Linked DNA regions of Homo sapiens: region 2 is linked to region 1. The links are chromatin loops, found by intact Hi-C in ENCODE. Cell type or tissue: Calu3. All regions are shown on one strand. Each heading gives the region's core, and the rest is flanking DNA. Links, peaks and the distances in the headings are about the cores only.

What was found. Peaks named below come from ENCODE experiments on the same cell type or tissue, not always from the same donor. Only the 100,000 strongest peaks of a DNase experiment are listed, where the experiment ranks them.
Region 2: it touches region 1 in a loop (5-fold over the local background); 6 of 110 quality-filtered maps call a loop at or near these places.

Annotation. Positions count from the first base shown.
Region 1 is chr1:165,387,048-165,398,019 of GRCh38, forward strand. No RefSeq gene overlaps it. Among named protein-coding and RNA genes, the nearest start is that of LMX1A, 36 kb to the left of the region's middle. RefSeq lists a silencer at 6,019-6,068 and an enhancer at 6,179-6,388. In Calu3, for the core only: a CTCF peak has its summit at 6,021 (motif pointing right); a DNase peak (open chromatin) is centred at 6,094.
Region 2 is chr1:165,639,905-165,650,876 of GRCh38, forward strand. MGST3 (microsomal glutathione S-transferase 3) reads left to right here. Exons shown (of 6, transcript NM_004528.4): 2 at 9,937-10,060. The coding sequence starts at 9,944. Among named protein-coding and RNA genes, the nearest start is that of MGST3, 14 kb to the left of the region's middle. RefSeq lists an enhancer at 10,510-10,972. In Calu3, for the core only: no CTCF peak of the experiment used is centred there; a DNase peak (open chromatin) is centred at 6,267.

The DNA of each region.
Region 1 (10,972 bases), core at 2,063-10,062:
TTACCCCGTTTAGTTCTTTTTGGAGATGGAGAAAGGCTTCTTTGCGTTCAGAGTCTGTATTGAAGATTTGGGACAGCCACAGGCCAGATCCCTAACCCTGGTCTGAGAGGTATCTTTCATCCCTCAACAGACATTTTCAGAATAAAGTACCAGACAGGGTACCAGGCCCTGGCCATGACCACTTCCAGAATAATCCCAGGAATGGAGTGGAGTGGCAAATCCAGGTGCAGGAGTCCGCATCCCACTTGCCTCCTGGCTCCACCTGCCTCAGACAGACCCAAGAAAGAAAACAGTGGCTATGATGTCTGAGGCTGCTGCGATGGGTGCTCTCATAGGTGAGTGGAAAATTTTTCTACTCTTAAGTCCAGCTCTGTTCCATGCTGTAGGAAAATTTTCTACTTCCACGTATGCCTTTTGTTCTTTCTTCTACCATTTGCTACAGCAGTGTTAGTGCCTGAACGATTACAGTCTCTCTCTCTCTATTTCTTTCTCTGTGTGTGTGTGTGTGTGTGTGTGTCCTCTCCATATGTTCTGTGTTATCACACCCATTGTAAGATGGAAAGACAAAGGCCCTGAAAAATCACTGAGTAGAAAAGGACACTCCAAAAAATGTTTCTCTGTCTCCAGGAAGCCTGTGTCTAAGTCATGGACAATAGCTGGGTGTTTTCCAGCTTTTAAATCTCTTCAAGGAAATTGGAACATGACTGATCCCATCCTGGACCAAATTTCAAAAGACATTTTTGCAGACAAATTAGCTTCCTAGTTGTGTCACCTGAATTACTACTAAACCACACTGTCTCCTTCCATTGACCACATGGCCCCAAATAAGAGATTTTGCCCTCCCGTCATTACTGAAAAATTTTCAACTTTTCTTCCAATTCATTCCTCATATAGGACTTATTTATATTAGACATTTGACAATGCAATTTTAAAGGAGAAGTACAAATCACTATTAAAATGTATATGACATATTTATTGATTTTTGTTCAATTGTTAAGAAGTTTGTAACTTTTTTTTCCTTTTTTCTTCTGTGAAGTGGCACTCTGAAAGCCAGCTGATAGGCTTCTGAGTCAGCGTTGCTGTTTCTAATTATTGAATATCTAGAAGCAGCTCCAGACAACTGCTCAGCATTACGTTCCCACCAGCCAAACCTGAGAGACAGAATTCTTGGTTACAAAATGCTGGAGTTAAGGGTTGAAAGACAACTTCCATTATAACCTCCTGTTTTCACTCACTTAAAATTGCCCAAAAATTGTCCTCTTGCTCCAAATCATTTCATGCTCTGTTTCCACCCCAAGGATGAAATTGCTTGGAAAGTTTGAACAAAAGTGGTTTAGCCAGTTTGGATTCAGGCAATTTGGGGGAGAATATCCTTTTTCAACTGAAAAACAAATAATGTGTATCTCTGGCTATGGACAACCCCAAAGCAGCTGTCACCTTATAGCATCGGTTCTCTTGTGTGGGTGGTCAGCTTTATCCAAGAAAGGAAGTGTCTGTGGATACAGTGGAAATCCAGAATCTCAAAGAAGAAATCAGAAGCAATGATGGTATGGATTTGTGCTTTCTGTTCTACAATTTGGTTGCCGATGGGGAAGGAGGGCAGGAGGAGAAGGACTTATATTATCTGCAGAATAAAGACTGTCCTCTTTTCCTAGAATTAACTGTTTTGTTTGCAATAGAATACAGTGGCTAAAAGTATGGGATTTAAATTAAGGCATTCATGGATTCGAGTTTGGATTCTGCCCATGACTAGCTATGTGACACAATTAGTAATAAAACCTCCCTAAGCGTTGATATCCTCTCCATTAAAATGGGGATCATGATAGTAGCCACTTCATAGAAGTGCACTGAGGATAAAATAAGGCAATACATATGAAATGCTTGGCCCAATGTCTGGAGTACCATGTGCAGGCAATGTAGGTTGCCTGGTAGTAGAGCAATGGTAGTAATAGAGAAATACACAGACATGGCTGCATGTTGAATCTGTCAGTTGTGTTGACATCTAGGTTTTTGCCTTTCTGGATCCATTCCCAATTCTGGTGAGCACACCTCAGTTTTCATTTTTGGAAACCACTCCTTCCCAGGTTCAGCCCATGTGATTCAGATGTTGCTATCCCTCCCACCATTCTCACAGGTGTATCTGGGACCTAATTCCAACAAAGTAGAGCTTGTGAATATCTGCTCCGGGATTTCTGCTGGAACGTGGGCAAAGAGAAGATCTCTCCTCCTTTGGCTAGGGTCACTGGCCCACAAGAATGCCAACTTAGAGTTCCTGGAAGTCACTTTTTGTCAAGCTTACCAAGAATGACTCTAACAGAGAGAAATACAGACCCCAGAGATAGCAAGAGTCCTGAAGGCATTATCCGAGTGCCTGGGCCCTCTGTACCTGCAGCTGGTCCTGTCCTAAGACTTTCAGTTTTGTGAGACTTTTTTCTTAAACCAGATTGAATTGGACCTGTATTATTTCCATTAGTCCTCTTCAAAAAAGAAGCTCAAGGCTAAAAGCATCCAGCAGTGAGGCAGAACTCTTCATGATGTTTGGAAAACATGTATTTTTTCTGCTTCTACTTTGCTGGCAGCTTTGGACAAGTCCCTTTGCCCTCTGGGTCTCTAGGACCTCTACAGTGAGATCAGGCAGAAGTAAGAAGGGGCCGCTGAAGTTGCAACATCCTGAGCATCTATGATTTGGAGGAAATAGTGTATAGGGGAATCACAGTCTATACTTAGGTTTTTGGTGACAAAGGAGAAATTAAGAGTTTGTGGTTAAAAGTTAGAGTCTGTCTCACTTTAGAGATTAATTTTGACTTTCAGCTTTACTACTTGTTGTGGGACCATGGGCAAGTGACTCGGCCTCTCTGAGACTCCTCTTCAATTGTAATATAAAGATACTAAGATTAGCTAGAGAAAGGAACTTTCTACTCTTCCTAATCTCACATACTCATTTTAGCCCAAAGATGAAGGGCTCCTGCTTTTCTACTGGACATAAAAGTCCTTGATGAAATCCTTTGGCTTCCCTGTCCGCACTGTCACTTGCTCCTCTTCATAGGAGAGAGGTAACTAGTCAGATTGGTGAGATTAAGAAAAGCAGCCATTTGTTCAGCCATGTTTCTGCCTTGGGCAAGGTGGAGGGGTAAAATCTTGACCTGTTGCCTGGACCTGCATGTGTTGAAGTTCAGTGAGCCACATGCTTCCAGGACCCATGGGATGAATCCCTGAACAGGGGCACTCTCACCACAGAAGGTCCCCATTCTTCAGCTTCTCCACCTGGGAAAGCATAGGTAAGTCAGGTCAGCCCTGCACTGTGGACTTGGACATCTGTAATTCAGGAAGGGAAGAGGGTAGAAAAGCCTGTCATGTTCTCCATTCAAGATCGGTCTCTTACAAAGCAAATACTTTGATCCCCACCTGGCTCCTTGAGTCTGTTGTTAGGTTAATGAGAAAATGATTCTGGGACCTTTGGACGAAGGAGATTCCTCCAACAAGACCCCAAAATTGCAAACCATAAAGTGAGAAACGGATGGATTTGACCACACCAAAATTAAAGATTCTGCTGGAGTGAACAGATGGTATTAGATTGGGAGAAACTACTTGTAACATTTCTGTTATAAAACAGCAGAAATTTCTCATAGTTCTGGAGACTGGGAAGTCCAAGATCAAAGGACTAGCAAGTCTGGTTTCTGATAAGGGCCCACTTCCTGGCTCATAGATGGCCAACTTCTGATTGTGTCCTCATGTGGTGGAAGGACCAAGGGATCTCTCTTGAGTCTCTTTTATAAGGGCACTAATCCCATTCTCTGCCCCCATGATCACCTATCAAAAGCCCCACCTCACCCATTGCCTTAGGGGTTAAGATTTCAACATTTGAAATGGGGAGGAGGGACATAAACATTCAGTCCATTGCAATATATAGTAAGCACTTGCCCCTTCTAGGCCAGGCCTAAATTGTAATTCTTTTAAGATAAGCAATAGAACACACATAAGAAATCTGAATGGCTAATAAGGAAAGAGAAGATCCCAACCTTTCTAGTAATAAGAGAAAGACAAATCAGAGAAAGACTTTGTATGAAGCACACTGACAAAATTAGAAATTTGAACTATAACAAATGCTAAGAAGGATGTGTGGAAATGAGACCCTTATGCACTGGTGGGAGTATATACTATATATATATATAGGTGCAAATGTTTGGAAAACAGTAGGAAAGTACAGTGAAACTGGGTATGTGGATACTCTGCAATTAGGCAATTCCTACTCCTGGGTATACACCCCAGAGACACTCCCATACAGGTAAGCAAGGAGACGTATGCAAGAATGCCTGTCATGGTAAAGAGCTGTCAGCCATCTACGTGTTTACTGAAACACTGTGCAGCAATTAAAAGGAACTGGCCAGAGTTACACAGAGCATCGCTGATGGATGGCAAAGCACAGTAATGAGAGAAACAAAGAAGAATGGATAAAATGAAACTGATACCAAAAAAGTCATTCGTATACAGTTTTAAAACAACAAAATAATACCATATAATTTCCATGGATGTCATGTATAGAAATAAACCTTTGGAAGGTGGATTTTCAAGGACCCACTAGAAAAAAAATAGGAACTTGGAATCTTTGGGGAAGATTTGGATCTGAGATAGCAGATGACAGGAGAAGAATAAACAAAAGAGGTAAATTGGATGGTCTGTTTTGCCATCAACTGAGATAGATAAACTCAATTCTGCTCACCTGGGATTAGAAACCATCTTTATAAATCTATATATATATATTTTTTGAAACAGGGTCTCACTCTGTCACCCAGAATGGAGTGCAATGGAGCAATCACGGCTCACTGCAGCCTTGACCTCCTGGGCTCAAGAGATCCTCTCACCTCAACCTCCCGAGTAGCTGAGAATACAGGTGTGCACCACCATACCTGGCTAATTTTGTTTTTTGTATTTTTTGTAGAGATGGGGTATTGCTATCTTGCCCAGGCTTATAAATCTATCCTTTAACAGCACACTAAACCCATAGCAGGTGTTCAACTCATAATTATTTAATAATTTTTTAATCTGTGTGTTTTATCCTTCAGATCCTGGGCTTTCTAAGGAATAGGACTTTTTCAGCGTTCTCTCTGAAACCAGTGCCCAGAGCTTAGGGTGAGCTCCTGCTTTCATGTAAGGTAATGAAGTAGAATGTCAATCTATCTCTAAAAGACATTATTGATTTGATGAGGTAGAAGGAACTTTAGAGATTATCTGGTTAGAATCTTTGATTTTACGGAAGAGAAAGCTGAAGGCCTGAGAGGTTTAGAGACATGCCTAGGTCAGACAACTCACCTGCCCTCTAACTCCCTGTCCCCTGCTCCTTCCACTGGGCCACCTGCCATCAGCATTGCTCCTCCTAAGGGCATTGCAACTTCAGCTTGCTGTGAACACCCACATCTGGCTCTGCAAATTTGGGAAGGGCTGATCTGGCACTTTTGTACTCTGCATGACAACCAGGAAAAGAACAACAGAAAATTTCCCTAAAACATCTCCCCATTAAAAGCTCGCATTTAGCCATTCTCAAATATCTCAAATTCTACCTGTGGGAAAGAGGTCTGACTGTCATGTTGCTGTGGGAACAATATTGTTGTACAGAGTGGTCACCCGCTTTGAAGAACCAGTCCTGATGTGGCATTAGCCTTCGGCTTTGTATGTGATGCCGGTGAATTGGCAGTTACATACCTGTGTCCCCTTTAGCTAGTGGGGTGGCTGACAGGTGAGGAGGAGGTTGTTCTTTCCCAGCCTGAACCTGACTCCTTTTCATGCATTCTCTATGGGATGCTCCAACCATTCCCCCTTGAGATTCCTCTTCTAAGCCCATTTCCCGAGTCTGAAGTAAACACTCCATTGAGTGAGTATCTGGCTAAGGGCACCCTTTCCTCTGAGTCTATTTGAAGTTCATTTCTCAAACTACTCTTTTTGTTTTCAATTTTTAAAGTCCCTTCCCTCTCAGTCCTCCTGGAAGCGGCTTTCTCCGGGATGTGATGCCCCTGAGCGGACAGCAGAGGGCGCCCATGCCTAACAATCTTCCCGCACAAAGTGTGCAGCCGGGAGGGGCAGGTTGCAAGAGTCCCTCGCAGCTGCACAACCCAAGATGCCTCCCCTGGGGAGGCTGGGCGGGGCCAGTTCCTCTGTGGTCTGTGGTCTGTGGTCTGTGGTCAGAGATGGTTGTGTGCGCCAGCACTGTCACGGGAGACATTTCCATGGAGTTTTCTGTAGAGGAGGGTGAAAGCTGCTCTTCCTGGCTGGGAAAGAGTTTGGGTCTCCAGTTCTCTTCATAAACTAACAAACCTCTTATTCAAATCTGCCTTCCCTGCCTGCCTTCGGAGAAAAGGGGTTTGTGCCTTCCATTCCACTCCGCACTTAGCCCCTCCCAGTAACTCCTTAATTAATCGTGTAGCTGCCGCCCCAAGCTTTCTCCTAGTGGAAAGGCATTGTTGATTTATTGCCTGAAGCCTTGAGATCGTTTGGCTCCAAGACCCAGTTCTTCCAGAGCCTGAGTCAGTTTTTTTGAGTTACAGAAGTGGTGGCAAATTTTCATTCATAGAGGGTAGATTTGGTTTTTAAAAATGATCAAATGCCATTCAGCTCCAAATCTCTTGAGCAATGTAGGAAATAAAGCTGAGAATATGAATGTGCCAGCCTGGGCCCTGGTGTATGCTGGGTTCCGGATTGATGGGCATGTTACATGAACCTGGACCAGGAGATATGTTATAGTTGTTGTTATTTAATAAGTCTTTACTATAGAATCATGAGATCATGTATCTTAGGTGGCCTTAAACCAGCTCTGAAGACAAATGTAAAAGGGAACTATCCAAGGAAAATATCACTGTAGTAAAACTCCTGAAGGAGATGTTAGCTAAATGTTGGTTTGTTTATCCAAGTTCCACATTTATTAAAAAACACCATCCCTTATTATTTTATGTTTGTTCTTCATATATACCAATCCCTCAACCTACAAATATTTCATGGGCACAGAATATAAAAAGTTCACTGAGGGCCGGGCATGGTGGCACACACCTGTAATCCCAGCTACTCGGGAGGCTGAGGCAGGAGAATTGCTTGAACCCAGGAGACGGAGGTAGCAGTGAGCCGAGATTGCACCATTGCACTCCAACCTCGGCTGAGACTCCATCTCAAAAAAAAAAAAAAAAAAAAGTTCACAAGGATATAGGCCCAAAGGTCTTGAAGTTGAGTGGCACTGGCTCTGCATCTGCCATGAGAGTAGCTGAGTTCCCCAGGCTACCACCGTGTGTGTCCCAAGACAAGCCATTGAATCTCTAGAGTCTCAGTTTCTCATCTTTAACATGGAGACCTCAACAGCTCCCCTGCCCAGTGAAACCCCATCTTTACTGAAAATACAAAAATTAGCGGGCATGGTGGCACACACCTGTAATCCCAGCTACTTAGGAGACTGAGGCAGGAAAATTGCTTGAACCCAGGAGGTGGAGGTAGCAGTGAGCTGAGATCGTGCCACTGCACTCCAGCCTGGGCTACACAGTAAGACTCCATCTCAAAAAAAAAAAAATCACTGAGGATATAGGCCCAGAGGTCTTGGAGTTGAGTGGCACTGGCTCTGCATCTGCCGTGAGAGTAGTTGAGTTCCTCATGCTACCACCATGTGTGTCCCAAGACAAGTCATTGAATCTCTAGAGTCTCAGTTTCTCATCTTTAACATGGAGTCCTCAACAGCTCCCCTGCCTTCTTCTCCAAGGCCAGATTACCACCACAGATCTTCGTGTGTGCTTTGTGAACTTCAAAGTGCTGTAGGTGTATTGTTGCTTAGGATACCTTGATCCTTGTGCTTTCTGCTTTTTTCCATTGTAAGTTCCCTGAACGCAAAGAACATGCCTCAAGTTCTTGGGCCATTGCCCACTGTGCCCATGAAGGGTAACTTGGCAGTCAATGGAGACCTCATACCTTATCTTAACATCCTACCCAGGACAGGTTTTCTGGCTCAGGGCTCCAGTGGGGAGGCTCCTGGGCTTGCTATGGGAACACACCACTTTCAGTGGGCTGCCGTGTACTGGGAATGAAACCAGAGGTGCCAATTGCACTAACATGTGTTGAATGCCAACTTTGGGCTGGGCACTCCATTCAAAGATGTTGTGGATATGCAGTTGAATCAGACATGATCTCCTGCTCTCAAGGAGTTTACAAGTAAAGTTGATAGCGTATACAACGAGTCAATAATGCAACGTGCAGTGCTGAATGGGTTCCCAGTGGAGACACAGAATAATGATAATGTTACAAAGATGGAGAGATCAGGAGGAGCTTCACAGAGATGTGGCCTTTGAACTGGTCTTAAAGGATGAGTAGGACTCAGGTAGCTACAGCTGGTGAAGGAGTCATGCCAGGCAGAGAGGAATGTCTGAGCAAAGACGTAGACAGCAGGTCATTTGAGAAATAGCTAAATCAGCTGGAGGTGTGTGTGATGTACAGAAGGAGAGAGCTGGGAACTTTTTCTTTGGGGCCTAGCCATGGACAGCCTTAATTGCCCTGATAAAAAGCTGGGGCTTATCTCAGAGGCAGAACTAAATCATAACAGCTGATGCTTTGGGCAGATGGACTCAGACAAGCCATGTAGGCTATTCCAGAGGCAGAAGTGAAAATGATGTTGCTAAGTCTGAGAGACTGGTAACCAAAGAAGGCAAAGTCAAGCTGGTGCATGCCTGGGGCCTGGGTTTTTACAAGTGCAGCTGGTATTGCAAAGCCTCTACAGTCAATGAAATGCAAACAGAAAAGCTTTATGCTTTTCCAGCCAGTCTTCAAACCAACTCTCTGCTGTTCCCACTCCTTGCCTATTAACAGTACTTCAGGCAAAGCCCAGAATATCTCATTTCAGTAGTTATAAAGTCTGGTCTTAACCAAACTTAGTGGTCAATTCTTTCTCTCTGCCTCTACCTTCTTCCCCCTCCTTCCTTTTTTGGGTCTTCCTTCACTCTCTACCAGGGAATTGGGCCCTGGAGAAAGGATGAGAAGAGAGAGAAGTGCTCTTAAGTACGTGGTGCTGTTGATGCCTTCCATGTGGCAAGTATCAACAGGTGGGTCTTCTTAGTGCACATGGTGAGCTTTCAGGAGGCCCCATGGGGAACTCTGTGCTGCGAGCTAATAGGTATGGGCAGCGAATGCTCTGCTTGACCCCTTAGTTCCTGCCCACAGCAGTTCAACCCACAGCCTCCTACTGCGGGAGTCCCCTTGCCTTGAGAGGCCACTCTGTTGGTTTGGTACCTTCGGGATATTCTAAACACAACTTTTTTCCAGGGAATTCACTTGGCCCACAGAAAATGCCATATCCTGGACAAACGAAGTACAGGGAGGGGAGCGGTGGGATACAGTGCTCTCCCTTTCCTTCCCCACTTACACCCTCACAATGGGCCCCTGTCCTCAGAGGTCTCTATCAAGAAGAGACATCCATCTCGATGCTCACGGTAGCTCAGGCCCCTCCCAGCTCTCCCTCCCCACCCTCTGTGGCAAGGTGGGGCAGTGGGTTTCTGCTGCTAGGCAAGCATCAGCCAGGATGCCAGGTGCCAGCCTCCCCATTGTGTAGGTACCCACGCCCACTCAATAAGTGGCTCTTTTCTGCCCCCTTCATTTGCCACGGGAATGGGGATCCCTCCCTCTCGCTGTATACCCTGAAGGGGTAGGGTAAAGCCATGACTCTACTCCCCAAATACTCCTTATTCTACGGACTTCTCTCCTTAAATTCCAATCTTCTATGAACATTGGCTCAAGAAGAGGAATAAGTCACAGAACCAGCTCATCTACCTTCATAAGTCCTTAGAACATGAGGGGACCTCATGGCCTCACCTTGGGGCTTTAGCCAAAATTCCAAAACGACAGGAAGATACTCTTTGGTATTTTATTCCATTAGTGACACTTTGTAGCAGAGTTTCACCATCTCAGTACTTGTGACATTTTGGGCCAGATAATTCTTTGCTGTGGGGCCATCCTGTGCATTATAGATGCTTAGCAGCATCCCCAGCCTCCATCTAGCAGAACTCCCCTTGTCATGACCATCAAAAGTGTCTTCAGATATTGCCAAATGTCCCTGGGGGTGGGGAGGGACACGCTTGTTCCCTGGTGAGACTTTTTTTTTTTTTTTTTTTAGACCAAGTTTTACTCTTGTCACCCAGGCTGTAGTGCAATGGCGTGATCTCAGCTAACTGCAACCTCTGCCTCAAGCGATTCTCCTGCCTCAGCCTCCCAAATAGCTGGGATTACAGGTGCCTGCCACCACGCCCAGCTAATTTTTGTATTTTTAGAAGAGACGGGGTTTCACCATGTTGGCCAGGTTGGTCTTGAACTCCTGACCTCAGGTGGTCCGCCCGCCTCTGCCTCCCAAAGTGCCGGGATTACAGGTGTGAGCCATCATGCCTGGCCTGAGACTGCTTAATAGACTAAAGGAAGGCATTGAAAGTTTTTGAACAAGAAAGCAGTATAAAATTATAAACAAATATTTGGTTGATTTCACTAAAGGATATGAAAAAAATGGCCAAGGCCAAGAAATACTTACTGTGCAAATGACATCTTTTTCACAGTCTTTAATAGTGTACAAAGTACTGTCATTAAATTATCTCCCTTAACTTTCACACCAACCATGTGAGGAAGGGTGGGCCCACACTGCACGGGTGAGTTGTCAGCGTGGAGGATGGGGGCTAAGGTGCGGAGAGCTCTCAGGTTAGGTAGGGTGTGGAGAAGGAGTTAGGTGTAGGGCGGGGCTTTTCCATGGAGTCTGGACTTTCTTTCCAGAGCAGGAATCCTGTAGAAGATATTTGGATGAATAATAATAATAATAATGGTGTACTAAAATTAACTGAGAGCTCACTACGTGCTGGACATAGCCCTGTGTATGGTTCGTAGATCATCTCATCTGCTTCTCTCAACAGGCCCCTGTGGATAGGTACTATTATTTTTCACAGTTTACAAGGTAGAGAACTAAGGTCTAAAAGGT
Region 2 (10,972 bases), core at 1,281-9,280, 250 kb after region 1:
GGGATGAAAAATTCCATGAGAAGTTGGCTGGAAGTCCTACTGATTCATTAAATAGGCCTTTCATTTGAAGTCATGTTTCTAATCATTCAGAAGTTGAGGTATGCCTGATCCATGGTATTAGAAGGGATGATCCCAGAGAGGTCATTCTGTAGCATAATGAGCATTACTTTTGAAGGATGGAGAACCTAGAACTCTGACTCATTTGACTATGGGAAAATCTGATCTGGTGAGTGACCATGACCATGAAGTGAGATCTGGTAACCCAATGGTGGTCACAGGATAGAGACTCTGAAGATACTGAGCTGGCTTACACACTTGCTTTGTTGTCTCGAACCTCTGTTAAAGCTGAAAGAAGAAGTCAGTCTTCTGCTGGGCACACTGTTAGTGTGTAATTGTGAAGAGCTTAGCTGGAGCTTGCTCTTCACAACAGTCTCTGATCTCATCAGCCCCATTCTGTTTTCAGGGGTGGTACAGAAGGAGCACCTCAGGAGCCTCCAAAGATAGTAGTAGAATATAACCACCAAGACAAGACTGTGACTGTGGTTTTGAATCAGATAGAATCACCACCTCCTGCAAATTTTGTTTTTGCTCAGAACAGTGGTTCTTAAAATGTGGTCCTTGACCAACATCATCAGCATTACCTAGGAACTAGTTAGATATGATAATACTCAGGCCCCACCTAACATGACTGAACCAGAAACTCTGGGACTGAGGTATGTTTTAACAAACTCTCCAGGTGATTTTAATGCCACCAAAGTTTGAGAACCACTGATCTAGGATATAGAACAGCAGCATTCTACTGAGTTTCTGTCTTCATGCAAGTTGCTATAAAAAATATAAGCAAGGAGACACGCTCTCTGTCCTCAAAGAGCACATAGTCCATCTAGAGAGGTATACTATATTCAATGCCACACAAAGGAGGCCTTCCCAGCCGGGATCCTGATGCAACAGCCCTGCCCAGTCTCTATGCCATTGCCGTGTGTTTTCCCCAGAAGAGTTCCCATTCTTGGCCAGGTGCCTGTAATCCTAGCACTCTGGGAGGCTGAGGCAGGTGGATCACCTGAGGTCAGGAGTTCGAGACCAGCCTGGCCTACGTGGTGAAACCCCGTCTCTACTAAAAATACAAAAATGAGCCTGGTGTGATGGTGGGCACCTATAATCCCTGCTACTCGGGAGGCTGAGGAAGGAGAATCACTTGAACCCAGGGGGCGGAGGTTGCAGTGAGCCTAGATCGTGCCACTTCACTCTAGCCTGGGGGGAAGAGCAAAACTTTGTCTCAAAACAAAAAAAGAGTTCCCACTCCCTGAAGCTGTTTTTTGTTTGCATGTTTGTTGTCAGTCTCCTGTCATCATTCGAAGGTCAGGGCCTTGAGGGCAGGACCCTTTCTTGTTCACTGCTGCATCCCCACCCCTCAGCAGTTCCTGGCATAGACAGCAAGTGCTTTATATATTCTGGTTGAATAAATGAATTAAGTGTTCTTTGATTCATTATGCTGTCTACGGTAGGAAACTCTATTTTGCAATCTAATTAGACCAGCCTTTTGCCAAATTTGAATTATTTTAAACAAAATCAGAACTATTGTGTAAGAGCATACAACTGATTTGTAGAAAAACCAGTATATCCTCATTTAGGAACTGTTGCATATGTGGACAGACATGTACAGTTACCAGTATTTATTTCTTCATATTTGGACCAACATTTATTGTTTATACCAGGTACATATCTAGTTTATCTAATTTAATTCTTCAAACCACACTGTGATATAAATGGGTAGTATTTTCCCTGTTTTGTAGAGAAATTAGATACATCCTAAAGCTTGCAGGGGCTATGTATGAATACAGGTCTGTCTGACTCCTCAATTCCTGCTATCTCTAGTCTTGTAGATTTCCCACAGGAAAAGATGAATCATAAAACAGTATTGAAGTCCACTAGGAGTAAAAACATTTAGGATCTCTACCCTTAAATAAGTGACAAAAACTTTCTAATTTAAAAAAATAGATAATTCAAATTTCTTTTAAACCTTTAATGTTCTCTTGACTGATCTATTTTGACTTAAGACTGCCAACAAACAGTTAACTAGGAGCAGCTACCTCTGCAATTGCTAATAAGGAAAGTAAGAATAGAAACTCTTTCATCCTATTTCTGTCTTTCCCTACCCATTTATTTTGTTTTTGTTTTATTGTGTTATACCTAGTTTGTGATTATTGCTAGGAAGGGAAAAATCTGGAATTGGGTACTTGTTTACTTATTTGCCTGTGTCCCCTGCTAGAAAATGAGTTTCATAAAGAACCAACCTCTGGCTGTTCCCTGTTCGTCTCCAGCACTAGCCCAGTGAGTGGCACATAGTGGGCACTCAGTAAGCCTGAATAAGTAAATGAATGCACGATCACCCTCATGCAGTGCTGAGCAGTGTCTGGCTGCAGCAAGAGTTTGAATGACTGCAGCTTCCGGATGTCCATAGTCAGTGCTAAAATCCTGCTTCCTTCTGGCTGCTTCTGCCTTTCACATGATAGCATATATTTTAACATGGCTGGCTGCTGAGAGTTCAGAAAAGGAAGAGGATATATGTGGTTCTAAACTTTGCTATTTTAAAATGGCAGTTATAAATTCTAAAATGTATATTCATTATCATTTAGCCAAACATCCCCGTTGAGTCAGGTCAAGGACAGTTAACCAAACATTAGCATATGTAACGTAACATAATATATAACATTTACTGAGTCCTTCCTATGTGTCAGGCATCATGATGAATGTTTATAGACAGTATGTCCATCTAATCCTCTCAACAACCTTCCAAGGTTATATTAGTATCTCCATTTAACAAGTGAGGAAACTGAGGTGCTGAAAGGTGTTAAGTAATATTCCCAAGGACACTCAACTAGGAAATATGAGAACCAGGTTCTGAATGCAGACAATTTGATTCCAAAACTGCATTCAACTGCAAAGCTGTCTCGTGAACTGCACTTAGCAGATAAGTGGTGGTACTCAAGCCAGAAGTCAGGTCTGATCTTTCGGTTCCATCATTCCATACTGCCTGTTCCTCTGTCTTCTCAATGAATAATGATTGTCAAGCCACTCTAAGTTTTTTTAGATATGTATTTGCTCATTTTGGAAATTACAGAAAATTACAAAGAAAAATCTATAATCTAGCCATCTAGAAATAACTATGCTTATGATTTTAATACTTTCTTAATTTTTTTCTATTATTAAGAAAACCAAGATTATTCTACATATACTTTTATTTTCTTTTTTCCCCACTCAACCTGCTGTATATTGAGCCTGTTTTAACCTCTTTAATATTTGTACACACCATTTTTAACAGTTGTATAATGTTCTATTTAACGGGTATATTATTTATTTAACTGGCCCTCTATTATTGGACATATGTAGTATTTCTGGTTTTGCCATCATAAATATTGCTGAAGTAAATATCTTTGAACCAAATTTGTTTGCATTTCTGATTGTTACCTCAGGATAGATTTCTAGTAGGATTAATGAGCCAAAGAATATTAATATTAAAAAGAATATTACTGGCCAGGTGCTGTGGCTCATGCTTGTATTCCCAGCATTTTGGGAGGCTGAGATGGGAGGATCACTAGAGCCCAGGAGTTCGAGACCAGCCTAAGAAACATAGGAAGATCCTATCTCTTAAAAAAAAAAAAAAGAAAAAATATACATAGGCTGGGCGTGATGGCTAACACCTGTAATCCCAGTACTTTGAGAGGCTGAGGCAGCCGTATCAGTTGAGGCCAGGAGTTTGAGACCAGCCTGGCCAACATGGCAAAACCCCCATCTCTACTAAAAAATAAAAAAATTAGCCGGGTGTTGTGGCGGGCGCCTGTGATCCCAGCTATTTGGGAGGATGAGGCATGAGAATTGATTGAATCTGGGAGGCAGAGGTTGCAGTTAGCTGAGATTGTGCCACTGCAGTCCAGCCTGGGCGACAGAGCGAGACTGTCTCAAAATAAATAAAATAAAATAAAAAAATTTTAAAAATACAGAAATTAGCTGGGCATGTCAATGTGTGCCTGCAGCCCCAGCTACTTGGGAGGCTGAGTTGGGAGGATCACCTGAGCCCAGAAGGTCAAGGCTGCAGTGAGCTGTGATAGCACCACCATACTCCAGCCTTGGCAACAGAGACCCTGTGTTAAAAAAAAAAAAAAAAAATTACCTATTGCCAGGCTGTCCTCTAGATGGTTCTATCTTATACTTCCCTCAACAGTGTAGAAGAGGGAAAACTAGGTACTTTTAACTACAGTTATGTGTTCACTCATGATGGAGATATGTTCTGAGAAATGTGTTAGGTGATTTTGTCATTGTGAGAATATCGTACAGTGTACTTACACAAACCTAGACAGTATAACCTACTACACACCCAGGCTATATAGTCTAGCCTATTGCTTCTAGGCTGCAAACATGTACAGCATGTTACTGTACTGAATACCATAGGCAATTGTAACATAGTGGTATGTATTTGTGTGTCTAAAGATATCTAAAAACTTAGAAAAGATCCAGTAACAATATGGTATAAAAGACAAAAAATGGTACACCTGTAGAAGGCACTTACCATGAATGGAGCCTGCAGGACTGGAAGTTGCTCTGGATGAGTCAGTGAGTGAGTGGTGAGTGTGAAGGCCTAGGGCATTTCTGTACACTGCTGCAGACCTTACGTACACTGTATACTTAGGCTACACTACATTCATTTTTTAATATTTTATCTTCAATAATAAGTTAAACTAGATTACTGAAGCTTTTTTACTATAATTTTTAAACTTTTGAATCTTTTGTGACAATACTTAGCTTAAAACACTAATACATTGTAACTGCATAAAAATTGTTTCTTTGTTTTTTGTTTTCTTTTGTTTTTTTCTTGAGACAGAGTCTTGCTGGGTCTCCCAGCCTGGAGTGCAGTGGTGCAATCTCGGCTCACTGCAACCTCCACCTCCCGGATTCAAGCAGTTCTCCTGCCTCAGCCTCCCGAGCAGCTGGGATTACAGGCACTCATCACCTCGCCCAGCTAATTTTTTTATATTTTTAGTAGAAACAGGGTTTCACCATGTTGGCCAGGCTGGTTTTGAACTCCTGACCTCAAGTGATCTGCTTGCCCTGGCGTCCCAAAGTGCTGGGATTACAGGTGTGAGCCACCATGCCCGGCCAAAAATTGTTTCTTCATATCCTTATTCTATAAGATTTTTTTTTCTATGTTTTAAATACTTTTTTTATTTTTAAAGAAGCAACACCATTCAGTTCAGAACACCCATACTGACTTTGAGCTGATGGCCTTTGTAGGTTTCTAACTGGAAGTGAAATTTTTTCTATTTTTAAAACTTTCTTTTTATTTCATAGTTACTTTTTAAGCTTTTTTTGTTAAAAATTAAGACACAAACACACACCTTATCCTAGGCCTATACAGGGTCAGGATCATCAGTATCCGTCTTCTGCCTCCACATCTTGCCCCAGTGGAAGGTCACATGGACACACCTGCCATGTGTGGAGCTGTCCTCTCCTATGGTAACAAGGCCTTCTGGAATACCTCAGGGAGGACCTGCTTGCACCTGTTTTACAGTTAACATTTTTTTTTAATAAGTAGAAGGAATACACTATAATGCTAAAAAGTATAGTATAGTAACTACATAAACCAGTAACTGTCACTTATGATCATTATCAAGTGTTATGTGCTGTACATAATTATACATGCTATACTTTTATATGACTGGCAGCGCAGTAGGTTTGTTTACACCAGCATCACCACAAACATGTGGATGATACAGTGTACTACGATGTTACAATGGCACAGTGGCTATGATGTCACTAAGCAATAGGAATGTTTCAGCTCCATTACAGTCTTATGGGGCCATTGTTAAATATGCAGTCCATCACTGAAACGCATGGCTGCATGTGGTAGAAGGTTTCAATTCATAAATATTAATTTATACTGCTGGTTTATGACTAACCCAGGAAACTGCATAATGATTAACAAATGCTACGATATAACCAAGTGAATTGCAAAGTCATCTACACCTGTATTAAAGTTCAGCTCAGAAAGGACTGTTTGGACTGTGTGTATCTAGCACTACGTAGAAGAGAAAGTCAAGGGCAAAGTTCCCACTCTCAAGAACTTTATCTTGTTGGGTTCATGAAAGGGTTTCTGGTGACACAGAGTAGGTATATAATCAGCAAAATGTGGTCTGCGGTTCAAATGAGTGCTCATGCCAGAGATTGGTTGGGTGCCAGCTATCAGTTCTTCCACCCTGTCCCTGGAAGCTATCTGCTACCTCTGGGGCTGGCACAACCCAGGGTGTGGCTGCGACTGCCTAGGGTGTGGCCACTGTGAACTGAGCTGCATCCCCTTCCTGGTGCACACCCGCACACACAAAAGTCACTCTCTAAGGAGTGGGAATATCTATCTCTTCGCCTTGGAATCTTCAGAAAATAATGATGTAGCAAATGATAGTTTTTTTGAATGTTGATTTAATTAAGCTGATTCTTTCTTTGAAAGAGAAGATTTAATGATTTTTCACTCCCTATTGCATTTATGTTTTCCACAACTACGACAAGAGTTTTCTCTGTGTTCTGAATTCTTCTTTCTTAAGATTTCTCTTTCTGGATTAGTCATAAACCAGTCTTTCTTAAATACATTCAGTTTCTTCCCTGGTTTCAATAGATATTGAGGGAAGAAACGGAAACCTGAATTGGTTAGATGCATACTTTATACCAGACACTGTGCCAGATGATAGAGATTATTTCAGGTGTGTATTCAGGGGACGGGGTGCGTGGTGGTGGTCATTCTGAAAGACACCTGCAGTTGCAGCTCAAATCATTTATTCCGTAAGTATCTATGAGCGTGCACACTGTGCTTGACATGGAAGATGCCAGACAAACGTGGTCCTGCTCTGTTTTAAGTGAAGGTTGTTATGGTGTATAAAGCAGGACACCTCACTTGGTAGGAGTGCAAGGAGGTATCAGGGAGGGCTGTTCTGCTGCCCTTCTCGCAGGCAGCTTTTCAGGCATTGCTCCTGCACCTATGCAGACGTGTCCATGGCTCGTGCGGGGGACCCTCAGGGAGAACAGTCACGCTGCTGCCCCAGGCACTTGCACTGTCCCTATGACTGAGTATGCATCCTCTGCAAACCACTGCTGTAGCATCAGACTCTGGGTACCCTTACTGTGAATTCACTGCCTTTCCAAGGTCCTAACTGTTGCTGGCTCTGCTTGTCATCATCCAGATTCATAACGCCATACATACCTTAACAAAGTGTGAGGAGAGTAACTTTCACTAGGGTGCAAATGCCCATCAAGTTTAACCTCACAGATTGCATTTATACTTTAAAAGAGGAGCTCAGTAGTAAATATTAATTTGTAATTATAGATTCTAACTGTGGATTGTAGAGCAGTTGCTTTGCTGTGACAGGCATCTATGCAAGAGGCACTTCTCTTATCTTGCCATCTACCTACCCTAGCCTCTTAAAATTAAGAAAAATAGAAGTCAGTGACTAAGCCACCAAATTTGAATGTGTTACCTGGGCTAGCTGGAGTGTTTTGGGGGAGAATTCTAAAACCTGCTCTGGTCTTAGCTCTGCCCTCATTTACTGAGCCTCTATTTCCTTTTCTATAAAGTGGAGCTAATAGGAGTTTTGTGAAGAGTAAAAGTGAGCTGAAAAGTGCTGGGCTGACACAAGGTAGCCCTGCACATAGCCAGGGAGCCCAGCATCCTGTCCAAAGATTAGAGTCTGAAAGCTCACTCTACTGATTTGCAAACTTTAACCTAAAGCAAATATGCTTAATTTTATTGTCCTTACATTTATTGCTTCTGAGAGACACCTTTTTTTTTTTTTAAGGCAAGGTCTTGCTCTGTTGCCCCATGCTGCAGTGAGGTGGTGCAATCATAGCTCACTACAGCCTCAGCCTCCTGGGCTCAGGTGATCCTCCCACTTCAGCCTCCTGAGTAGACATGAGAGTCTCCCTGTGTGGCCCAGGCTGCCTGGCCTCAAGTGTTCCTTCCACCTTGGCCTCCCAAATTGTTGGGACTGTAGGTGTGAGCCACCATGCTTAGGTGGCAGCTTTATTTTAAATGACCTGTTTGCCCCAGATGTGTTGAATTTAAGGATAGGCTGGAGGTTCAGTCATTTTTATTTATTTTCAAAGAGGTGTTCAGAATTCACACTCTGTTTTTCTTTTAATAACTACTGTGGCTTCCTCCTCATGCTGACTTTCTACACTTGGGAAGAGAATGTGGGCAAGGAAGCTTGGAGGGAAGCCAGAGACTCCTTGCTCTCTGCAGCTGCACAGACAGGCCAGGATCTGCTGACCTGTGGAACCAGCCCGCTGCAGTGTGTGCCCCCCAGCCCCCGGAGGGGCAGCGGGCATGCCTCAGAGAGCAGCTCAGAGTGAAGACGGTAGAAGGGGAAAACTGATGAGAATTATTGTGAATCATGGTGGGGAGGAGGGGTTTTAAGAAGTTAGGCCTGTTAGGCTGGGTGCGGTGGCTCACACCTGTAATCCCAGCACTTTGGGAGGCCGAGGTGGGTGGATCATCTGAGCTCAGGAGTTCAAGAATAGCCTGGCCAACATGGCAAAACCTCGTTTCTACTAAAAATACAAAAATTAGCTGGGTGTGGTGGTGCGCATCTGTAATCCCAGCTACTTGGGAGGCTGAGGCAGGAGAATCACTTGAACCCGGGAGATGGAGGTTGCAGTGAGCCGAGATCGTGCCACTGCACTCCAGCCCGGGCGACAAGAGTGAAACTCCATCTCAAAAAAAAAAAAGCAGTTAGGCCTATTTTGCTGTGCTAAGAGAAACTTACTTTTAATGAACTGAGCTGCATGCCTATCCCAAATTCTGTTTTAAGGAAGATGCTCTGACCACAGTGTCAGTTTGGCTCTAAAGTTTCAAGGGATACTGAAAGGGAATATTGGAACCAAATGAATCTGAATGGGAATCCCAGGTCTGTCACTGTCTGTTTTAGACCTTGGAAACATTACTTAACCTCTTTTGAAAATAAGGATTTACCATCTTGTTGGTTGGTTTGTTAGGATGATTAGATACATTCCAGATCAGGGTAACTCTCCTAGGTTAAAAGCAGGGACTGAAGCCAGGCAATTACCAGGGATGGAAATTTTAAAGCTGACGGCAGAACACACACCAGAGCTGCTGGCTCGTGGAAGCCTTTGAAGTGATGATTTGATGGGCAATCTGAGTTCCTCAGGAGCTGCCCAAAGCCTCATAGGCTCAGGAGCCATGCTCTGCTTTCAGAGTACTCAACCTGGGCCTTCCCCTACCTGTGTGAGATGTCTGCTGCTGCACCCGCACGTGCCCCAGGATCGAAGGGAGGCCTCAGAGTCCTGCCCTCACAGTGTCCCCCATGTCTGAAGGCAAAAAACTTGGAATCACTGTGCATATACTATTTTGGATGCTCGCTTTCTTGCTTTCTCACTTTCTTGCTTTCTCTCTCTCTCTCTCTCCCTCTCCTCCCTCCCCACTCCCTCTCTCTCCCTCTCCATCCCTCTCCCCACCATGTCCTGCTCCTCTCACTCCCTCCCTCCCCCTCCCTATGTAATGTATACTTTAGCATTTTACCATGTTAAATATTTTTTCAATAATGTGATTTTTGTTGGCTATATTATTCTACAGCAACGACTACTGCAGTGGTGTAGATAAATCTCATAATGTTGATCAGAATCTCCCAGGCACAAAAGAGAAAAAAAGATACATGACTGTATACTTTTCTGTGTATAGACTGCATAGTTGAGTAATTTTTAAATTATTTTATATGGTACTGTCTTTGATGACTTCTCAGAAACATCAGATTGATTCATACCTTTTTTTGGTCTCTATTTACTCATTTGCCAGTAATAAAGCATCTTGCTCCCTAAGGCTTCACACCATGAAATAGCCACAGTGCTGGGGGCCGTCCCAACGTGTTCTTTCTTCCACAGACGCAAGATGGCTGTCCTCTCTAAGGAATATGGTTTTGTGCTTCTAACTGGTGCTGCCAGCTTTATAATGGTGGCCCACCTAGCCATCAATGTTTCCAAGGCCCGCAAGAAGTACAAAGTGGAGGTAAGTGGGAACACAAGCTGGTGCCCTTGTAGGCTTGTCTGGGGGCCACAGGCTTAGCCAAGAACTTATTTTCAGCCATGGAGGGAGAGGCAAGGAGCTAGTTGTGAGAAGTGGCAGTTTCAGGACTGTGTTAGCGATTCTGCTTCTTCATGGTAGGAAAGAGGCAAGAAATACAGGGCCCTGCTAGGGAGTAGTTTCCATCTTGTTTGACTTTGTCTCTTCGGTAGAAAGACCAGGAATGCTGGGATTCCAATAGTACACTTCTGCTTGGAGCTATTTGCTAGGAAGAGAGTTACTGTATTTTCCACAGAGGGTTAAATAGCAATATTGTTTCATGGTGTGCCACTTTAAAAATGATGTCTTATGGTGATTTTCCTGTTTTCCAAGTAGAAAAGAGGTATGTGGTGTTGAGATTAGCCTGGACTTAGACATAGGAAGGTGGTCTATTAAACACTTCCTTTAGTTTTAGGTGATCTAGAAGGGATAATTACCAAAGTTGTCCCTGGTGAGTGGTTTTAAATGTCTGTTTCTGTTTAGCAACTTAATAATTAAACTCCCTTACTAGAGCTTCTTTTAAGTTTTTATATTTAGTTTCTTCTTTTTTTTCCCTTCCAGTGGACACTTCCATTAAGATTCTCACACACTCAATTTCTGTTCTTCTATTAAGGGAAATCTTAAAAGGATGTGGTATTTGATGACTCTTAGGAAGGCTCTATTTCCCTACAGTATCTTTGTAATGCATCTGAAATCCACCATTGATGCTTAACGTCAATGAAAAGCACGGAGTTTGGCGCAAAGCTGCCTCTTTCCCTTGTGCAACTACAGCGCAGACATACATTCTTATTCCTGGATATTTAATAGAAACATTGACTCTGCTTCTGAGAATTGAGACCCTTGTCACCATAAATATTT